Regions from separate parts of the Homo sapiens genome. Here region 2 is linked to region 1. Evidence: chromatin loops called from intact Hi-C (ENCODE). Cell type or tissue: HCT116. All regions are shown on one strand. Region 1 overlaps LOC105370680 (a long non-coding RNA gene). Region 2 overlaps RCOR1 (REST corepressor 1).

What was found. Hi-C counts contacts between places; a loop is a spot of excess contacts. Peaks named below come from ENCODE experiments on the same cell type or tissue, not always from the same donor. Only the 100,000 strongest peaks of a DNase experiment are listed, where the experiment ranks them.
Region 2: it touches region 1 in a loop (2.5-fold over the local background); 2 of 110 quality-filtered maps call a loop at or near these places.

Annotation. Positions count from the first base shown.
Region 1 is chr14:102,523,217-102,525,716 of GRCh38, reverse strand. LOC105370680 (a long non-coding RNA gene) reads right to left here. Exons shown (of 4, transcript XR_944239.2): 2 at 309-456. Among named protein-coding and RNA genes, the nearest start is that of ANKRD9, 15 kb to the right of the region's middle. RefSeq lists a silencer at 875-1,174. In HCT116, a CTCF peak has its summit at 1,061 (motif pointing left); DNase peaks (open chromatin) are centred at 236 and 926; H3K4me3 peaks cover 1,352 bases; H3K27ac peaks cover 1,594 bases.
Region 2 is chr14:102,654,016-102,656,515 of GRCh38, reverse strand. The region is part of intron 2 of RCOR1 (REST corepressor 1); the gene reads right to left. Among named protein-coding and RNA genes, the nearest start is that of RCOR1, 63 kb to the right of the region's middle. In HCT116, no CTCF peak of the experiment used is centred here; no DNase peak of the experiment used is centred here; H3K4me3 peaks cover 879 bases; H3K27ac peaks cover 1,205 bases.

The sequences.
Region 1 (2,500 bases):
AAGGAAAAGAAAGAAGGAAGGAAAGAAGAAAGGAGGCAGGGAGGGAGGAAGGAAGGAAGGAAGGAAGGAAGGAAGGAAGGAAGGAAGGAAGGAAGGAAAAAAAAAGCGTACAGTTCAATCTAAGCCGAAACTCCATACCCATTAAACAATACCTCCCCATTCACGGCTCCTCCCAGCCCCTGGCAACCACTATTCTACTTCCTGTCTCTCTGAATTTGACTACTCTGGACACAGAATGTAAGTGGAATCCTACAGTATTTGTCTTTTTGTGACTAGCTTATTGCACTCCGCATAATGTCAGGGTTCACCTTTCATCCATGTTGCAGCATATGCAGAATTTCCTTCTTTCTGCGGTTAAAGAGCTCTCCACTGTCCGTATAGACTGTTTGCTCACCCCTTCACCCGTCCGTGGACCCGTGGGCTGCTCCCACCTTTTGGCTGTTGGGAACGCTGCTACTGTGAAAGTGGGTGTGCAAATGGAAGAACATTATTTTGATGGTGTTGAATTTGGTTTAACCCATATTAGAGCAAACATAAGGAGCACAGCAAACATCACAGATATGAGATGAATGCTTAGGGTGCGGCTGCAGTGACGAAGTGATTTCAGGTCAATCACGAAAGGGTGACAGCGGACAGGATGAGAGTCGCCAGGAGCCAGCGAGAATGACTTCGGTTTGAGAAAGTCTAAGCTGGGTCAAGCCAAGGAGGAGCCCAGGCCACTCGCCCCGCGTCTCCCTCGCCGGGATCCCCTCCTCGGACCTCCCCCTCCTGTCTCCGGGCTAGCCCTTCTGCCTGCGGCTACCACACTCCCCTGGGGCAGCTTTGGCCCCGGGTTCCAGGAAAGCATCTGATTGGCCGTGTTCTCACTAGGCCAGCCCTGATAGATCACTGGCCAGCCTATGGATAGGCTCCCCTCAGTCAGATGCCCATGCCTGGTCCAATCAGCGGTGGGAAGCCGGGAGGGTCGGGGAAGTAGCTGTGGCTGGCGGGGCTCCCAACTCCTGCAGGGACTCCTGGCGGGTCCAAGGTGAAGCCCGGCCAGTCTCAGGCTTCACAGCGCCCCCTGGTGGTCCGGGGCGGAGGCGGGGAGGAGCCCAGGCAGCCGCAGGGCGAGGCTCAGGGCAGGCGTGGAGGCTCAGATCCGTAATCTCAGCACTTTGGAAGCCAAGGGGGGAGGATCGCTTGAGATTGGGAGTTTGAGGCTAGCCTGGGCAACATAGTGAGACCCCCTATCTCTACTAAAAATTAAATTTAAAAAAAGGGGGTCAAGGTCTGAGCATGGCTGACTCCACTCTGGACTCCATACCTGAGGGTAACCAAGGGAAGGGTGTTGGGGAGCGGTCCTGCCTGGGGCTGACCCCCCAGAACCTGCCCAGCTCCCCTTCTATCTGGGGCTGGGGGAGTTGGTTAGTGCGGGGTGGGGTGCGGGGACCCAGAACCCCCCAAAGCTGCTCTTCTCTCCCGGGCAGCCTCTGCCTTCTCCCAGCCCCCCTTTCATCACTCAGGGAGCCCTGAAAGTGAGGACCTCAGGTACTGTGCGTTTCCTAACCTCGCCTCAATCCTGGGTGTCCTGTTTGGACTCTGGGGCCCTCTGCGCGGCTCTCAGCGAATCTCTCAGCACAGGGGTGCATGGGTACCCCGCCCTTTGGTTCCAGGCTCAAGTCAGTGGCACCGTGTCCCCTCCAGGCCAGAGAGAGGGGTCTGCTCCCAGCGGTTCGTGGGCGGCTGGGGCTGGCGCACACCCTCTCTGCCTTTCCCTCCCGAAGCGCCGCCGTGGGCCAGGCCCCACCCGAACGGGGAGCGTCCCTAATTGCCCTGCACTAATTGCAGCTTCACCTGCGCGGCTGGGCTGGCCTCCCCTGAGCCTGGAGCTTGTTATTGGAAATAAGCCGATTTCTCCAGTTTGGGAGAATTCAGACTTGGGGGTTGAACTACTTGTGATTTGGGGCATTTATCATTGAAAATAGGCCTCGTTCCCTCACGGAGAGTTTTCTGTAAACAACTCGGCGCCACACATCCAGGCTCGCGTATCCGGGGCCCTGGGACCACACACAGGCCCCAAGGGTTTGGGGGCTGAAACCGGGAAGGTTCAGGGCTGCCTCCAGCATTGACCGGGTCTCAGCTGAGCCACAGCCCATCTGAAGGCTTAACGCAAGCTCTGGCTCTTTTTTTCTCTTTCTTTCTTCCTTCCTTCCTTCCTTCCTTCCTTCCTTCCTTCCTTCCTCCCTCCCTCCCTCCCGTCTCTTTTTTTCTTTCTCCTTTCCTTCCTTCCTTCCTTCCAGCCACAGCCCATCTGAAGGCTTAGCCCAAGCTCTGGCTCTTTTTTTCTTTCTCCCTCCTTCCTTCCTTCCTGCCACAGCCCATCTGAAGGCTTAGCTCAAGCTCTGGCTCTTTTTTTCTTTCTCTCTTCCTTCCTCCTTCTCCCTTCCCCTCCTCTTTCCTTTCTTTTTGACAGAGTTTCACTCTTTCACCCAGGCTGGAGTGAAGTGGCTCACTGCAA
Region 2 (2,500 bases), 130 kb before region 1:
GTGACAGAGTGAGACTCCATCTCAAAACAAACAAATAAACAAAAAAACAGAAACATTTTCTTAAAAATGTCTCAGCTTGGCGGGACACCGTGGCTCACACCTATAATCCCAATACTCAGGGAGGCTGAGCAGGCGGATCGCTTGAGGTCAGGAGTTTGAGACCAGCCTGGCCTACATGGTGAAACCCTACCTCTACTGAAATACAAAAATTAGCTGAGTGTGGTGGCACATGCCTATAATCCTAGCTACTCAGGAGGCTGAGGCAGGAGAATCGCTTGAACCCGGGAGGTGGAGGTTGCAGTGAGCCTAGATCACACCACTGCACTCCAGTCTGGGCGACACAGCGAGACTCTGTCTCCAAAAAAAAAATAAAAAAAATAAAAAAATCTCAGCAAAGTGATTTCAAAGAATGAAAAGAATCTGTTTCCACTCAAATAAATGGGTACATCAAGAAACATTACAACTTACACAAGCTTAATCTTAATTTTGGAATCCACTGCATTAGTTGGTTCATAGGTTTATTTCACGTGTGTGTGTGTGTGTGTGTGTGTGTGTGTGTGTGTGACAAAAAGTCTCACTCTGTTGCCCAGGCTGGAGTGCAGTGGCGCGATCTCGACTGACCGCAACCTCCACCTCCCAGGTTCAAGGAATTCTCTTGCCTCAGCCTCCTGAGTAGCTGGGATTACAGACGCCTGTGACCACACCCGGCTAATTTTTGTATTTTTAGTAGAGACGGGGTTTCACCATGTTGGCCAGGCTGGTCTTTAACTCCTGACCTCAGGCAATTCGCTCGCCTCAGCCTCCCAAAGTGCTAGGATTACAGGTATGAGCCACTATGCTCAGCCTTCTCCTTCATTTTTTTGTTTCATACATACAACCAGTGGGAGATAGGGGACAGACAAGCTAGAAGGAAATATTTATTGATCACCTATTATGTGCCAGACACTTTCACAAATATGAGCTTGTAATCTTCGCAACTTTCTGAACTATTAATAGATACCTAAAGCAGTGCTTAAAAATTAAGACTATAAAAAACATAGGAAAATACTGTGATAAAGCAAAAACAAAAGCAAATTATAAAACATGCCATAGTTAAGGTATTGAGAGGAAGGAATGTCAATGAGCTTCACAAAGGGAAAAATGCCCATGAGTCATTCAGCTTCCTGCCATTCTAAAGTAAAGTACAACAGGTCAGATATTCTCCAGTATTTAAACAGAATCCTTGTAGAAAATAAATCAGAAAACTGCCTCCAGGAAGGGAAAATGGAAGGCCAGGAATGCCTAAGAAATGTACTTCTCTTGTGCATAACCCTTTTGCATCTTTTAATTTTGTACCATATGCCTGTATTGCCTATCCAAATATTCAACAAAATTTAGCTTAAAAAAAAAAAAAAAAAAAAAAAAAGGTTGTCCGCGGTGGTGAATGCCAGAGACCCCAGCACTTTGGGAGGCTGAGGAGGGAGGATGGCTTGAGGCCAGGAGTTTGAGACCACCCTGGGCAACATGGCAAGACCTTATCTCTACAAAAAATGTTTTTAAAGTGAGCCAGGCTAGTGTCACCTACCTCCAGTCCCAGCTACTTGGGAGACTGAGACAGGAGGATCCTTTAAGCCCAGGAGACTGACACTGCAGCAAGCCTTGATCATGTCACTGCACTCCAGCCTAGGTGACGAAGAGATCTTGTCTCAAAAAAAAAGGAAAAGAACAGGAAAAAAAAAAAAAAAAAAAACTCAACCACAGGGAAAGAGGTGTGGCCAAGATACCAATTCTATATTTTTTTTCTTTTTTTAAAAATTTTTTTCTTTATTTTCTTGTAGAGACAGGTTCTCACTATCTTGCCCAGGCTGGTCTCAAACTCAGGCTCAAGTGATCCTCCCCATCTTCGCCTCTCAAAGTGCTGGTATTACAGGTGTCAGCTAGTGCGCCTGGCCTCATTAATTCTAAATTACAAAGATCAGACTTAATCATATTCCCTCTGCAGAGAACTGTGGTTCCAACAAACACACTACTCCCTAGGCCACCCACATCATGAAAAGGTGTGTGTCATCGGAAACCCACAGCCATTATGCGGCATTACTCAAATACTAAATGACAAGCTCAAATTAGAACTACATCTTGTCTTTTACCTACTCTTCATTTTTACCCAAGTGCCTGGCTCAAAATGGAAACTGTATTTTACATGATGGCTATTGTATTAGTCTGTTCTCACACTGCTATAAAAAAATACCTGGCCGGGCGCAATGGCTCAGACCTGTAATCCCGACACTTTGGGAGGCTGAGGCGGGCAGATCACCTGAGGTCAGGAGTTCGAAACCATCCTGGCTAACACGGTGAAACCCTGTCTCTACTAAAAATACAAAAAATTAGCCAGGCGTGGTGGCAGGCACCTGTAGTCCCAGCTACTCGGGAGGCTGAGGCAGGAGAATGGCGTGAACCCGGGAGGCAGAGCTTGCAGTGAGTGGAGATCGCACCACTGCACTCCGGCCTGGGCGACAGAGCC